2 separate regions of the Homo sapiens genome follow, and region 1 is linked to region 2. Evidence: read pairs that join two places in POLR2A ChIA-PET (ENCODE). Cell type or tissue: Caco-2. All regions are shown on one strand. Links, peaks and the distances in the headings refer to the core of each region. The heading gives the core; the rest is flanking DNA. Region 1 holds the start of KIF2C (kinesin family member 2C). Region 2 overlaps EIF2B3 (eukaryotic translation initiation factor 2B subunit gamma).

Region 1 (8,333 bases), core at 210-8,209, 190 kb after region 2:
TTTTAGTAGAGATGAGGTCTTGCTGTATTTGCCCAGGATGGACTCAAACTCCTGGCCTCAAGAGGTCCTCCTGCCTCAGCCTCCCAAAGTGCTGAGATTACAGGTACTGTGCCCAGCTACATGTATTATTTTATTAAGCTCCATGGAAGAGAGTCCAAGAGTCTGTCTCCTTCACCTCTGTATCCCTAGCACCCAATAAGTGTCTAGCATTTTGGAAGCAGTCCAAAAAATGTGCTGAGTAAATCCTCACAACAACCCTGTGAGGTAGACATTATTATCATCCTCACTTTATAGATGAGGAAACTAAACTTCGAAGAGGGGCAGAAACATGCCTGAGAACACAAAGCAGTGGCAGAGCCAGACTAGAATCCAGGTTTTCATACTCCTAGCCCAGTGACCTTTTCACTACACCACAATGCCACTAGAACAGAAATGTCTTAGTCACAGTGCTCTCCTCAAAATCCTTCCAAGGTTCCCCACTGCCTACAGAAGAAAACCTAACCAGCTCAGTGCCAGACATGAAGACCTTTGTCTCCTTTTTCAGCTGTTTTGCGGCTGCCAAGCATCCTGGGCCCTGCACTGCTCGTGGCCAGCTTCTTCATGGTCCCCATGTGTGCCATCTTGCTGCTTCAGCTAAGCCTTCACACTCCACCCTCTAAGCCCAGCCCATTCTCAGCAAGTTTCCACCTCTGAGCTGCTCTAGCAATGCTCATCTGTGCCATTCATCACAAGTTGTCTTCTGTTAGTTGGTTAGTTGGTGATTCAGAAACGTCTTTTTGTCTCCTCAACCAGGTTATTGATTTCATTCACCAAACTGATATCACAGGTAGTGTGCATGCAGAACCTAGCTTGGGCAAGCAAAGTTTTCTAAAACCTAAAATTCTGTGCAGTTTGTTTTTTTTTTTTTTTTTTTGAGACGAAGTTTCACTCTGTTGCCCAGGCTGGAGTGCAGTGGCATGATCTCAGCTCACTGCAACCTCTGCCTCCCAGGTTCATGTGATCCTCCTGCCCCAGCTTCCCAAGTAGCTGGGATTACAGGCCCGTGCCACCACACCCAGCTAATTTTTGTATTTTTAGTAGAGATGGGGGTTTCGCTATGTTGGCCAGGCTGGTCTCAAACTCCTGATCTCAAGTGATCCGCCCACCTCGGCCTCCCAAAGTGCTGGGATTACAGGCATGAGCCACTGCGCCTGGCTGCAGTTTGCTTTCTACAAACATACCAGAGCCGGGCATGGTGGCTCACGCCTGTAATCCCAGCACTTTGGGAGGCAGAGGCAGGCGGATCACGAGGTCAGGAGATCGAGACCATCCCGGCTAACACAGTGAAACCCCATCTCTACTAAAAATACAAAAAATTAGCCGGGCGTAGTGGCGGGCACCTGTAGTACCAGTTACTCGGGAGGCTGAGGCAGGAGAATGACGTGAACCCGGGAGGCGGAGCTTGCAGTGAGCTGAGATCTCGCCACTGCACTCCAGCCTGGGTGACAGAGTGAGACTCTGTCTCAAAACAAACAAACAAACAAACAAAAAAAACCCAGAAAATTATTGATTGCTTCAATTTAGAATGGACCTGACTAAATAAAATCCCAATGCATCTGGAAGGGGACCATTCTTTTTTTTTTTTTTTTTTTTTTTGAGACAAGTCCTCATTCTGTTGCCCAGGAGGCTGGAGAGCAGTGGTGCAATTTCAGCTCACTGAAACCTGTGCTTTCCCAGACTCCAGCAATTCTCCAGCCTCAGCCTCCAGAGCAGCTGGGACCACAGGCATGCACCACCATGCCCGGCTAATGTTTTTTGTATTTTTTGTAGAAATGAGGTTTTGTCATGTTGCCCAGCCTGGTCTTGAACTGCTGAGCTCAAAGCGATCTGCCCACCTCGGCCTCCCAAAGTGCTGGGATTATACATGTGAGCCACTGTGCCCAGCCAAGAAGACCATTTTTATTTTTTGAGGAAAGGTCTCACTCTGTCGCCCAGGCCAGAGTGCAGTGGCTCGATCATGGTTCAGTGCAGCCTCAACCTCCCAGGCTAAATCAATCCTCCCACCTCAGCTTCCCGAGTAGCTGGAACCACAGGCGTGAGCCACCACACCCTGATAATTTTTAATTTTTTTGTAGAGACAAGGTCTCAACATTTTTCCCAGGCTGGTCTCGAACTCCTGAGCTCAAGCAATCCTCCAGACCAGGCCTCTCAAAGTGTCGGGATTAGAGGCAAGAGCCACCGCACCCAGCCAATTTTTTTTTTTTTTTTTTTTTGAGACAGATTCTCACTGTCACCCAGGCTGGAGTGCAGCGGCACAGTTTCGGCTCACTGCAACCTCCGCCTCCCAGGTTCAAGCAGTTCTCCTGCCTCAGGCTCCCAAGTAGTTGGGATTACAGGCATGCACTACCACGACTGGCTAATTTTTGTATTTTCAGTAGAGACAGGTTTCGCCATGTTGGCCAGGATGGTCTCGAACTCCTGACATCAGGTGATCTGCCCGTCTCAGCCTCCCAAAGTTCTGGGATTACAGGCGTGAGTGAGAAGAGCACAGCATCAGAAACTAGGCTCTCACAGATTCCACTTCTGCACAGATCCTTTATGTAGGAAGACATTAAATGTGGTAGAGGAATTCTCATAGAACCTACCTCTTTGCCCTTTGTGGCACCTCCTTCTGCCCATTCCACTGAAACACAGGATTTCTCCAAGTTCACAGTCCTTACATTGGCACTGTGAATTAAACCTATAAAGTATGAAAAAACCAGAGTTACCCATCTCTTTCCTGAGAGCTTCACTTTTAGGATTCCACAGAGATTCCCAAAGTGGAGTTAACCTGAAGGAACAGGCAGCTACCTTAAAAAAAAAAAAAAAAAAAACTAAGAGAAACAAATAAATCTCCTGGGCTTCACCTTTAGAATATCCACAGTGAGGTGGGCTGGGGACAGGTTTTTAAACTGAGCTGCATGGGATAAGGATTCACCCCTACTCAAGAGAGCCTACAAAAAAAGAGAGATAGAGCCTACAAAAGAGAACATACAAAAGGTATGTTTGAGCACAGGATTCCCCACAACCCTTAGATGAACTTTTCCTCAACATAGCATTGAGGATCTGGCCCTTTTGGGGTTTTCCTAACTCATTTCTGGCGGTCATATCTGTCCATTTCCCTAATGACACGGGTATCAGACCTGCCAGAACTGCGGTACCTGCTTAAGCAAAAGAGAGAACGACTACAAGCTCCTCAAGCGCAGGGTTCTTGTCTGTCCCGTTTACCTGACATACCGCAACTGCGCAATATTTATTCGAGAGTAAAGGGGCCAGGAGACCGAGGTCCCCATAAGAGCAGGGCATTTTCAGGGGAGAATTTTGGAAGGGAAGTGAATTTAGAAGTCCCAACTTCCCTGGGAGGTCTACCAGCCTTGGAGAAGGTCCGCCCACTCCCAGAGGACTGCGAAAGGGACCACGTACAGCGCAGGGACTCTCACCCCTGTGTAGGCAAGAATGACTGCCAGTGCAGAGACCCGGAGTGAGTGCGTGTGAAAAGGAGGGAGGGAGAGAAAGAGAGTGAAAGCCCATCTGTGTGTCCGGGGACGGGCAGTAATTTCAGTCGTCTCACCGCTCACGAGTCCCCTTGACCTAGGGACCCCGCTCCTCACCATTACTGCGTTGGATCTTGATAGCGAGACCGGGAAACAGGCGGGCCTGAAGCGACGAGTCCATGGCCATTCGGAGAGTCAGCAAGGAAGAGAAACGCGCAATACCAAGAAACCTCAATTTCGCTAACCCTACGAAGTCTTAACGCCGCGTAAACCGCCGCAGTTTAAATCCCGCGCGCAAGCGTCCTTAAAACGTCATTCCGCTGTCCCCGCCCTCGCTTCCGCCAGTCAGCGGCGCCCTGCGGAGCCTTGGGGGAGACGCAGTTCCCAACCATCTTCCTACGCTTGGCACCGCCCATGCGTCTGGCCACACCCCCGAGCGCTGTGCCTTCTGGGAACTTCGCCGCTACGTGGGGTCTGGGGCTCCCATTTCTGGTATTGTCCTCGGTCACCTTGTACTGCGGGGTTCCCGAAAACTGGGAAACTTCAGTATGTATTTGACAATGAGGGCTCTGGGATCCTACAGACATGGGTTCGAATCGTAGCTTCTTCAATTGCAAGTTCAGTGACCTCGAGCAAGTTGGAGACTTGGCCGGGCGCGGTGGCTCACTCCTGTTAATCCCAACACTTAGGAAGGGAGAGGTGGGAGTGATCGCTCGAGATCAGAAGTTCGAGACCAGACAGGGCAACATAGCCAAGACCCTGTTCTCAAAGCAAAACAAAACCACAGATTAGAAACTTGACTTAGTTTTTCTTATTAAATAGTGCAGAAGCATGTTGCCTCATTCAAGGAGTTATGTATAAATTTCCAGAAAGACACTGATTCACCAGATATTTATTGAGTGAAGTCTACCACCTGCTAGGCATGGTACCAGGAAATGGAGATAATGAACTAGACACATAGTTCCTGTCCTCCTTTTTTTTTTTTTCCATTTAACCCTTAGTGGACACAGCACATGTTTCAGAGAGCACGGGGTTGGGGGTAAGGTTATAGATTAACAGCATCCCAAGGCAAAAGAATTTTTCTTAGTACAGAACAAAATGGAGTCTCCTATGTCTACTTCTTTCTACACAGACACAGTAACAATCTGATCTCTCTTTCTTTTCCCCACATTTCCCCCTTTTCTATTCGACAAAACCGCCATCGTCATCATGGCCCGTTCTCAATGAGCTATTGGGTACACCTCCCAGATGGGGTGGCGGCGGGGCAGAGGGGCTCCTCACTTCCCAAATGGGGCAGCCGGGCAGAGGCGCCCCCCCCCCCCACCTCCCAGACAGGGCGGCGGCTGGGAGGGGGCTGCCCCCCACCTCCCAGACGGGGCGGCTGGCCGGTCGGGGGCTTTCCCCCCACCTCCTGGACGGGGCGGCTGCCGGGAGGAGACGCTCCTCATCTCCCGGACGGGGCGGCTGCCGGGCAGAGTGGCTCCTCACTTCTCAGACGGGGCGGCCAGTCAGAGACGATCCTCACCTCCCAGACAGGGTGGCGGCGGGGCAGAGACACTCCTCAGTTCCCAGACGGGGTCGCGGCGGGGCAGAGGCGCTCCCCACATCCCAGACGATGGGCGGCCGGGAAGAGACGCTCCTCACTTCCTAGACCGGGTGGCGGCCGAGCAGAGGCTGCAATCTCGGCACTTTGGGAGGCCAAGGCAGGCGGCTGGGAGGTGGAGGTTGTAGCGAGCCGAGATCACGCCACCGCACTCCAGCCTGGGCAACATTGAGCACTGAGTGAGCGAGACTCCGTCTGCAATCCCGGCACCTCGGGAGGCCAGGGCTGGCAGATCACTCGCGGTCAGGAGCTGGAGACCAGCCCGGCCAGCACGGTGAAACCCCATCTCCACCAAAAAATACGAAAACCAGTCAGGTGCGGCGGCGCGCGCCTGCAATCCCAGGCACTCGGCAGGCTGAGGCAGGAGAATCAGGCAGGGAGGCTGCAGTGAGTCGAGATGGCGGCAGTACAGTTCAGCCTCGGCTTGGCATCAGAGGGAGACCGGGGAGAGGGGGAGGGGGAAAGGGAGAGGTTTTTTTTTTTTTTAATTAGAGACAGTGTCTTGCTATGTTGCCCAGGCTGGTCTTGAACTCCTGGGCTCAAAGATCCTCCCTCCTTAACCTCCCAAAGTGCTAGGATTACATGTGTGAACCACCAAGCCCGGCCTCCTGTTCTTGACGATCTGCCTGCCTCAGCCTCCCAAAATGCTGGTATTACAGGCATGAACCACTGTGCCTGGCCAGGAAAGGTCTTGTTTGAAGAACTGATGACTGGAAGGCAGTGGGGGAGAGGAGCATCAGAAGAAGTTGAAGAGGTGGGGAGGGGCAAAATCATAGAGCATCTTGTGGCCTGTAGTAATAATTTTGGCTTTTATGCTAATGAGAAGTCATTGAAAAGTTTTAAGCAGGGGACTAACATGATCTGATTTACATTTTACTTTTTTTTTTTTTTTTTTTTGAGACAGAATTTCACTCTTGTTGCCCAGGCTGGAGTGCAATGGTGCGATCTCGGCTCACCACAACCTCTGCCTCCCAGGTTCAAGCAATTCTCCTGCCTCAGCCTCCAAAGTAACTGGGATTACAGAGATGCACCATCATGCCCGGCTAATTTTGTATTTTTAGTAGAGACGGGGTTTCACCATGTTGGTCAGGCTGGTCGTGAACTCCCGACCTCAGGTGATCCGCCCACCTCGGCCTCCTAAAGTGCTGGGATTACAGGTGTGAGCCACTGCGCCCAGCCTACATTTTACTTTTATGTCAGTCAAACTTGCTATTGTGTGGAGAGTAGATTTGAAAGGGGCAAGACAGAAGGCAGAGACCGCTTAGTAGGCAAGAGATTATGCTGGCATAGGCCAGGGTAGTGATACTGGATTGGAAGTATGGCTGAAAGAACTGATTCAAGATACCCCATGTTTGGGAAGTGAAGTGAATGGGTTTTGCTGATGAGTTGGATGTGAATGACAGGGGTGGTCATGGATGACTCCTGGTTTCTGGCTAGAGCACCTGGCTGGATGATGGACCATGTCCTGAAAAGGGAAAGTGGGATTGTGAAGGAATGAGTTGGGGGTTAAGTCCAGGGTTTCATTTTGTTCATTTTGAATTTGAGATGTCTACAAGACATCTGAGTGTAGGTGTCAACTGAGCAGTTGGATATACAAACTGGGAGCTAAGGTAGAGGTCAAAGCAAGAGATTGAGATTTGGCAGTCTGCATTATGTAGATGGTATTTGGAGTCATGAGCTGAATACTATCTAGGAAAAGAATATAGATGGAGATGAGAGGAACATGTATAATTGAGCCATGGGACTTGCCAATATTTTGAGGTAGGGCAGGGGAGGAGGAGCCAGCAAAGGAGATGGGATTAGGGTGGTTTGAAGGGATGAAGAAAACAAAAGAGTTGGGGGGAGTTCCTTAGAAGTCAAGGGATGGAATGAAGAAGGTGAAAGTAACTCTGAAGAGCTACTCAAGAGGCCAAATAAGATGAGGACATTCTAGTATCCTTTGGATTTATTAGCACCTAAGTCATTGCTGACCTTGTGCAGTCTTGGTGAACTATTGAGGGTGAGAACCAGACTAGAGAGACAAGAATAGATGGAATATTGTTTAGGGATATGCTGTGGTTTGAATGAGTCCCCCAAATTTTATGTGCTGGAAACTTAATCCCCCAATTCACATATTGATGGCATTTGGAGGTGGGGCCTTTGGGAGGTAATTAGGATTAATAAAGTCATCAGGATGGGGCCCTGTGATGGAATTGGTAGCTTTATAAGAAGAAGAAGAGAGACTTGAGCTGACACGCTCTTGCCCTGTCACTATGTTATTGCTCTCTGCCATGTTATAATGCAGCAAAAAGGCCCTCACAAGATCCAAGCACCATGCTCTTGGACTTCTCAGCCTCCAGAACCATGAATGAAATAAATTTATGTTCATTATAAATTACCCAGTCTCCAGTATTTTGTTATAGCAACAGAAAATGGACTAAGTTGGATGCAGTGGCTCATACCTGTAATCCCAACACTTTGGGAGGCCAAGACAGGCAGATTGCTTGAGCTCAGTAGATCCAGACCACCCTGGGTGACACAGTGAGACCCCCATCTCTGCAAAAAATACAAAAATTAGCTGGGTGTGGTGGCACATGCCTGTAGTCCTGGCTACTCAGGAGGCTGAGGTGGGAGGATCACCTGGGCCTGGGGAGTTCGAGGCCGCAGTGTGCTATGATCGTGCAGCTGCGCTTGAGCCTGGGGAACAGAATGAGACCCTGTTTCAAAAAAAAAAAAAAGAAGGTGGGCCAGCTGTGGTGATTCACACCTGTAATCCCAGCACTTTGGGAGGCTGAGGCAGGAGAATAACTTGAGGCCAGGAGTTCAAGACCAGTCTGGCCAACATAGTGAAACGCTGTCTCTACTAAAAATATAAAAATTAGCTGGGTGTGATGGCACAAGACTGTAATCCCAGCTACTTGGGAGGCTGAGGCACAGGAATCACCTGAACCCAGAAGGCGGGAGTTGCAAGTGGCAGTGAGCTGAGATCACACCACTGCACTACAGCCTAGGTGACAGAGACTCTATCTCAAAAAAAAAAAAGGCCGGGCGCGGTGGCTCACGCCTGTAATCCCAACACTTTGGGAGGCTGAGTCAGGTGGATCCCGAGGTCAGGAGATCTAGACCGTCCTGGCTAACACAGTGAAACCCCGTCTCTAATAAAAATCCAAAAAATTAACCGGGTGTGGTGGCACATGACTATAGTCCCAGCTACTTGGGGGCTGAGGCAGGATAATTGC
Region 2 (8,333 bases), core at 14-8,013:
CTGACCCTGCATAGATCAGATGAGATCAGATGCCTTCAGGGTGATATGGCTGTAGACTTCCCACCCCCACCCAGTAGTCTAAGTTTCTGGTTTCTTTTTCTTGTCTTACTGTGCTGGCCAGGACCTCCAATAAAATTATGTGTACAAATGATGCTAGTTGGCACCCTTTTCTCATTCCTGATTTTAAAAGGAATATTTTCAACATCTCTCCAGTTAAAATGATGTTTATTACTATAGGGGTGTGTGTGTGTGTGTGTGTGTGTTCGTTTTGAGACAGTCTCTCTCTGTTGTCCAGGCTAGAAGGCAGTGGCACAATCTTGGCTCACTGCAACCTCCGCCTCCTGGGTTCAAGCAATTCTCCTGCTTCAACCTCCCAAGTAGCTGGGATTACCAGCATGTGCCACCATGCCCAGCTAATATTTGTGTTTTGGTATGAGGTTTTGCCATGTTAGCAGAGATGATCTTGAACTCCTAGCCTCAAATGATCCACCTGCCTTGGCCTCCCAAAGTGCTGGGATTATAGGCGTGAGCCACCATGCCCAGCGTACTATACATTTTTATAGGTACTTGTTATCAGATTGAGAAAGTTCCTTTCTAGTTCTGGTTTATTGGGAGCTTCTTGGCCTAAGGATATAAATTTTATCAGATGCTTTTTCTGCATCTATCAAGTGGTATATGATTTTTCTCTGATGATGTGATGATGATACCTGGGATAAACCCAACTCGGTCATGGCTTATTATCCTTTTACATGTTGTGTTAGTTTTTACTACATAACAAATGTTCGTAAACTCTAGTGGCTTAAAACAACAAACATTTACTTGCTTATGAGTCTGTAGGTTGGCAGTTTGGCCTAAGTGTAGCCAAGATGGCTCATCTCTGTTCAAGTGATATCAGCTAGTGTTTTAACAATTAATTACTTATAAAAGTTGCCACACATTTAACAGTTTAAAACAACACTGTGGGCCAAGAATCCAGGCATGACTTAGCTGGTCCACCAGTCTTTCAGAAGGCTGCAGTCAAGATGTCAGCTAGGGCTGGAGTCTCATCTGAAGGCTCAACTGGGAAGGGATTTGGTTCCAAGCTTACTTGGTTATTGGGAGAATTTCATTTCCCTAGGACTGTTGGACTGAACCTCAGTTTCCACCATGCTGTTGGCCAGAAGCTACCCTCCTTTCTTTATCACTTGGGCCTTTCCAACTTGGAAACTTACTTCATCAAAGCCAGCAAGGGAGAAACTCTTCTAGAAAGACAGAAGTCACAATCTTATGTAACCTAATTATAGAAGTAACATTTTATTACCTTTGCCACGTTCTGTTGGTTAGAAGCAAGTCACTAGGCCAGCCCACATTCAAGAAGGGATATACAAGAATGTGAATACCAGGAGGCAACTATCATTCTTATCTTAGTCTCCTGTAACTGGGCTCATTAATATGTATAGAGCCTTGGTTGGGCACAGTGGCTCACACCTGTAATCCCAGCACTTTGGGAGGTGGGTGGATCACCTGAGGTCAGGAGTTCGAGACCAGCCTGGCCAACATGGCAAAACCCCGTCTCTACTAAAAATACAAAAATTAGCTGGACATGGTAGCACATGCCTGTGGTCCCAGCTACTTGGGAGGTTGAGGCAGGAGAATTGCTTGAACCCGAGAGGCGGAGGTTGCAGTGAGCCAAGGTTGCACCACTGCACTCCAGCCTGGGCGACAGAGCAAGACTGCACCTCCAAAAAAAAGAAAAAAAATATATAGGGAGAGCCTCAGCCTTGACAGCTGGATTTTTCTTTTCATCTAGTCTCTTACCATCCAGGGGGTTAGCCCAGGCTTGTTTACAAGGTAGCAGCAGCAGGTTCTAAGCATGACAGCAGAGGCTACAAAGTCTCTTGAAGTCTAAACTCAAAACACACACTGTCACTTCAGCTGCTGCGCTCTGTTAGTTCAAAGCTAGTTATGGAGCAAGCCCAGATATAAAGGATAGGGAACTAACCTTACCTTTGGATAGGAGGAGCTCCAACAAGTTTGTGACCCTTTTTAATCTACTCGACATACTATTTTGACTTGCTAATGAGTAAATTTGCCTGTTCCTTTCTCATAATATCCTTGCCTGGTTTTGGCATCAGGATCATGCTGGCCTTATAAAATGAGTTGGAATTCCTAACTCTAGACATAGCACCTACCATAGGGTAGGTGTACAAAGATATTTATTGGTAGAATGAATGAATCAATGAATGAATGGATAAGCAAAATGCCTGTAGATGAGACAGAAGAATCAGTCAGAAAAGTAAAAATCAACTAGGGAAAAAAACGTGAATACTTGAATATGACGGACTTTTTTTTTAATAGAAGTTCAGTTTTGTCTGCTTTCTTAAGTTTGTGTAGCCTTTCTTCTTAGGAAGACATTCTACAATTACCTGCTCTGCTCCCAAAGTGAAATTCCTATTTTGCTAAAGCAGAACAGAAAGAAACCTTTCCAAGTTTCTATAATTTGTATCACATTCTGAAGTCCCAGTTACTGTAATAGCTGCAAAGAAGCAATACAAGGTGGAGGGTCTGAGAGGGAGAGAAAAATGACTAAAGTGCAACATAGCTGAAAAATTGGCTGGCTGGAAATTATTGCTCCCAGGACATCAGTGATTCAAGGTTTCTGTGAGCCTTAGGACTTGAGTAGGGGAAGCATTCCAAATTATATCCAAAAATAACATCTCCGTGTTTCTTTTGTTAAATGGCTGGCTCATAATGAGACCCTTACAGACTTTGTTACATTCTCAAGTTTCCATGTAATGTATAAGTTGATATATGTCTAAGCTGCTATGTGGCATTTGAAATTCTCTGCAAAATTTAGCTTCAGATTGGCAGCATTTGCTCTTCCTTTTTTGGATTTCATTTGGTTATTGAACTAAAAAACCCCAACATATAATTTTTTATAATTGTTTTTCCTCATTTATATTAAAACACTGCATATAAGATGACCAGAGACCATCTGATTGGTGATCTTGAATACTTTCAAGTACCTGAGCTAAACGTATTGTACAATTGAATCATATATTTGGTTATAGGTATACAGGCAGCTTTAGCCAACAGCGAAACATATTCTGTTATTTAGCAGCCATTGTCTGTCAGTAGGAAGCAAATTCATCTTTACAGATCTCATTTTTCCTAGAGCTAAACTTTCTGTTTCTCCTATGTAAAGAGGTATTGAGGCATTGCTTTATGTGGTTGTTGTGAGGATTAAATTAGAGGGTGTATTTTGTTTAATTTTTAAACTTAACATTTTATTTAATGTTTTAGTTAATAACACTATTATAAATTCTTTACAAATATTAATTCACTTATTCTGCATAATAAACCTGTGAGACAAACACTATTATTATCCCCATTTTATAGATGAAACTGAGGAAGAGAGGTTAAGTAACTTGCTCTAACATAAACTGGTAATTGGCTGAGCTGGGATTCATACCTAGGCAGTCTGGCTCCAGAAGTTCTGTTCTTAATCATTCTGCTATTTTGTCACTATGAGAAAATGTTTCTGTAAGCTATAGATACTGTACAGATGTTAGTAGCACATATTATTAAGTATGTAACACTGTACTAGATGTTATGGGAGATAGAAAAGAATCAGAAGCCTGCCTTTGAAAAGTTTATAATCTAGTCGGGGAAGAGAAGTATGACATAGAAAATAGCAATAATATAGCAGCCTGTAAGATCACTGTCTACCAAGACCTCTTCACACATAATAAAATATAGACTATACATAGCATAGAATCTACTGCCTGTAGTTAATGTTGGTTGAATGTGGATGACTTTAAATAATATTATTCCCATTTTCACAGTAAGAAGACCTAGGTTATTATTTGCAGAGAGAAAATTCTTTAAAAAAAAAAAAAACGAAGCGCCCTAAATAAATAAAGTAACTTTACTTAATTAATTAATTTATTTATTGAGATGGAGTCTCACTCTGTCGCCCAGGCTGGAGTGCAGTGGTGTGATCTCAGCTCACTGCAGCCTCTGCCTCCCAGGTACAAGTGATTCTCCTGCCTCAGCCTCCCAAGTACCTGGGATTACAGGCGCCTGCCACCACACTCGGCAGCTGATTTTTTTATTTTTAGTAGAGACGAGTTTCACCATGTTGGCCAGGCTGGTCTGGAACTCCTGACCTCAGGTGATCCACCTGCCTTGGCCTCCCAAAGTGCTGGGATTACAGGTGTGAGCCACCATGCCCGGCCTATTTATTTCTGAGAGAAGGTCTTGGTCTGTCACCCGAGCTGGAGTGCAGTACAGCAGTCATGGCTCACTGCAGCCTTAGCCTCCCAGGCTAAAGGGATCCCCCTGCCTCAGCTTCCTCACTATAGGTGCATGCCACCATGCCCAGCTAATTTTTTTATTATTTGTAGAGATGAGGTCTTGCAGTGTTGCCCAGGCTGATCTTGAATTCCTGGGCTCAAGTGATGCTTCTGCCTCAGCCTCCCAAAGTGCTGGAATTACAGGCAGGAACCACTGCCCAGCCACTCTCTCTTTCTTTGTAATATATATTCAATATATATAATGCATACATAATATAATATATATGATTATTATTTTCTGAGCTATCTGAGAATAAGTTGCAGATATGATTTTCCTTTGCCTTTAAATACGTCAATAAGTATTTCCTCCCTCTCCTCCAAAAATGATAGTCTCTCAAAACAGGAAATTACATTGGTACCATACTTTAACATACAGACCTTGTTTAAACGTCACCAATTAATAATATCCTTTAGAGCAGTACAAAACAAATTTGATCACCTATGTTTTAAACACCATGGCATGTGCTATAGGACACTCATTGGTATAGTTTGGATGTTCCCCCAAATCTCTTGTTGAAATGTAATCCCCAGTGTTGGAGGTAGGGCCTGGTGGGAGGTGTTTGGGTCATGGGTGCGGATCCCTCATGGCTTGGTGCTGTTCTTGTGATAGTGAGTGAGTTCTCATTTAAAGGTGTATGGCATCTCTCCCCCAGCTCTCTCTTATTCCCTCTCTTGCCATGTGACCAGCCTGCTCTCGCTTTACCTTCTGCCATGAGTAAAAAGTTCCCTGAGGCTTCCCCAGAAACCTCCTGTATGCTTCCTGTATACCCTGCAGAACCATGAGACAATTATAAATTATAAATCTTTCTTTGTAAATTACCTAGTTGCAGATTCTTTATAGTAACGCAAAATGGCCTAACGCACTTATTATAGCTCCTCTCTCATCTCAATCCTGTTTTTTTTTTTTGAGATGGAATCTCACTCTGTCACCCAAGCTGGAGTGCACTACAGTGGCACGATCTCAGCTCACTGCAACCTCCACCTCCCGGGTTCAAGTAATTCTCCTGCCTCAGCCTCCCAAGCAGCTGGGACTACAGGGCGTAACACCACACTCGGCTAATTTTTGTATTTTTAGTAGAGACAGTCTTTCGCCATGTTGGCCAGGCTGGTCTCAAAGTCCTGACCCCAGGTGATCCACCCACCTTGGCCTCCCAAAGTCTTGGGATTACAGGCGTGAGCCACTGCACCCACCCTTCAATCCTGTGTTGTTTCCAAGAGCACTGAGCAGATACTGTGTTCCCTGGTGTATTCATACAGGCAGGGCAAATGGCTTTATTTGATTTTTTTTTTCTTTTGTATGATTCAGTGGAGCAGCGTGACTTCATTGGAGTGGACAGCACAGGAAAGAGGCTGCTCTTCATGGCTAATGAAGCAGACTTGGATGAAGAGCTGGTCATTAAGGGATCCATCCTACAGAAGTAAGCCCTAGGGTTTTTTCTTCTGGCAATTCTCCTTGTCTTAAAACAAAATAAAACCACCCAGTGGATGGGAAAGAGGGAATGAAAACTAGACTATACTGTGTGAAATTGACAAAAGTATGTGAATATTTTTCCCATGAGACAGGATGAAGGCTTTTCTTCACTGCATAAGCCTGTTTCCCTGTCTTTTCTTGCCAAGGTAGAGCCAAATCCTGCAAAAGAGTAAAGCAAAGCAGCTGTGAGGAGAACAGGACTGTCTTTCTGACAGTGTTATAAATCCCCTTTAAAAAAAAAAGTGGTAAAAAAAACACATGACATAAAATGTACCATTGTAACCTTTGTTTTTTTGTTTTGTTTTGGTTTGGTTTGGTTTGGCTTTGGTTTTTGTTTTAAGTTTTTTGAGACTGAGTCTCACTCTGTCACCCAGGCTGGAGTACAGTGGTGCAATCTTGGCTCACTGCGACCTCTGCCTCCTGGGTTCAAGTGATTCTCCTGCCTCAGCCTCCTGAGTAGCTGGGATTACAGGTATGCGCCACCACGCCCAGCTAATTTTTGTATTTTTAGTAGAGACGGAGTTTCACCATGTTGGCCAGGCTGGTCTCTAGCTCCTGACCTCAAGTGATCCGCCCACCTCGGCCCCCCAAAGTGCTAGGATTACAGGCGTGAGCCACCGTGCGGCCCATTCTAAGTGGCCTTTTTTTTTGGAGAGGGAGTCTTGCTCTGTTGCCCAGGCTGGAATGCAATGGTGCAATCTTGGCTCACTGTAACCTCCGCCTCCCAGGTTCAAGCGATTCTCCTGCCTCAGCCTCCCAAGCAGCTGGGACTACAGGCATGTGCCACCACACCCAGCTAATTTTTGTATTTTTAGTAGATACGGGGTTTCACCATATTGGCTGGGCTGGTATTGAACTCCTGACCCGTAGTCCACCCGCCTCAGCCCCCAAAGTGCTGGGGATTACAGGAGTGAGCCACCGTGCCCAGCCCTAAGTGGCCATTTTTAAGTGAACAGTTGAGTAGTGTTAAATGTGTTCACATTGTGGTGAAACAGATCTCGAGAACTTTCATCTTGCAAATCTGAAATTCTATACCTATCAAACAACAGCTCCCCTCCCCATTTTTTTCTCCCCGCAAGGCCTTGCTACCCACGATTCTACTTTAAATATCTAAGTGAAATCATACAATATTGGTCTTTTTGTGACTGGCTAATTTTACTTAGCATAATGTCCTCAAGGTTTGTCCATGCCGTAGCATATAACGGATTTCGTTTTTTTTAAGGCTGAATAATACTCCGTTGTATGTATGTAGCCACATTTTGTCATCCATTTATCTTCTGACAGACATTTGAGTTGCTGCCACCTCTTGGCTATTGTGAATAGTGCTGCAGTGAACGTGGGTGTACAGACATCTCTTCAAGACCTTGCTTTCAGTTCTTTTGGATATATATTTAGAAGTGGGATTACTGGATCATATGGTAGAGAACTATGATGTTTAATTTTTTGAGGAAACTACATACTGTTTCCATGGCATTTTCACTATTTTACAATCCCACCAACAGTGCATAAGAGCCCCAGTTTCTCCACACCAGTACTTACATGGTAGCTGGTCTCAGATACAGAAGGAAAAGAGAATTCATTTATGTTATATCAAAACAAATAAAACATCTGGGCAGAGCCATGACTCAAGCATGAGTAAGCTCAAAAGAATCAGAATGTCAGCTGTACAAATATACTACAGAAAACAAAATGAAAGCAAGAAAAATGTCCCGTAAAAGACAAAGAAGCTATCCTGAAAAGAATATAACTCAAGAAACAGAAGAAATTTTCTTAAAACTATGCAACTGTATAACCATAAAACTACTTATTACAACATGAATTTAATAAATAAAAGTTCAGTAATGAGATGATAAAAAAGAGGATATTATAGAACCAAAAAAAAGAGGATTGGCCAGGCATGGTGGCTCACGCCTGTAATTCCAGCACTTTGGGAGGCAGAGGCAGGTGGATCACAAGGTCGGGAGATCGAGACTATCCTGGCTAACACAGTGAAACCCCGTCTCTACTAAAAATACAAAAATTAGCCAGGCGTGGTGGCATGTGCCTGTAGTCCCAGCTACTTGGGAGGCTGAGGCAGGAGAATTGCTTGAACCCAAGAGTCAGGGGTTGCAGTGAGCCTAGATTGCGCTGGGCGACAGAGTGAGACTCGGTCTCAAAAAACAAACAAAAACAAACAAACAAAAAAAGGATTAAATTATTACAGAGTTAATAAATTTTAAAATAGCTAAAGAATGGCATAGACACCACTGAAAATCAAATTATTGACAAAGAGGAATGGTCTGAGATATCAGTGATCTAGGTAAAAAAGAAAATCGTTTAAGAAATTAGAATCTCTGGCTGGGCGCGGTGGCTCACGCCTGTAATCCCAGCACTTTGGGAGGCCTAGGCGGGGGGATCACGAGGTCAGGAGATCAAGACCATCTTGGCTAACACGGTGAAACCCTGTCTCTACTAAAAATACAAAAAATTAGCTGGGTGTGGTGGCAGGCACCTGTAGTCCCAGCTACTCGGGAGGCTGAGGCAGGAGA

What was found. Peaks named below come from ENCODE experiments on the same cell type or tissue, not always from the same donor. Only the 100,000 strongest peaks of a DNase experiment are listed, where the experiment ranks them.
Region 1: POLR2A ChIA-PET joins it to region 2 with 13 read pairs; 2 of 35 experiments call an interaction of 5 or more read pairs at or near these places.

The regions. Positions count from the first base shown.
Region 1 is chr1:44,735,299-44,743,631 of GRCh38, reverse strand. KIF2C (kinesin family member 2C) reads right to left here and starts at 3,795. Exons shown (of 21, transcript NM_006845.4): 1 at 3,630-3,795; 2 at 2,625-2,719. The coding sequence starts at 3,699. RefSeq lists an enhancer at 3,975-4,144. In Caco-2, for the core only: no CTCF peak of the experiment used is centred there; DNase peaks (open chromatin) are centred at 3,452 and 3,921; H3K4me3 peaks cover 1,891 bases.
Region 2 is chr1:44,924,047-44,932,379 of GRCh38, reverse strand. It overlaps EIF2B3 (eukaryotic translation initiation factor 2B subunit gamma), which reads left to right. Exons shown (of 12, transcript NM_020365.5): 5 at 5,641-5,752. It also overlaps the pseudogene RNA5SP47. Among named protein-coding and RNA genes, the nearest start is that of EIF2B3, 58 kb to the left of the region's middle. In Caco-2, for the core only: no CTCF peak of the experiment used is centred there; no DNase peak of the experiment used is centred there.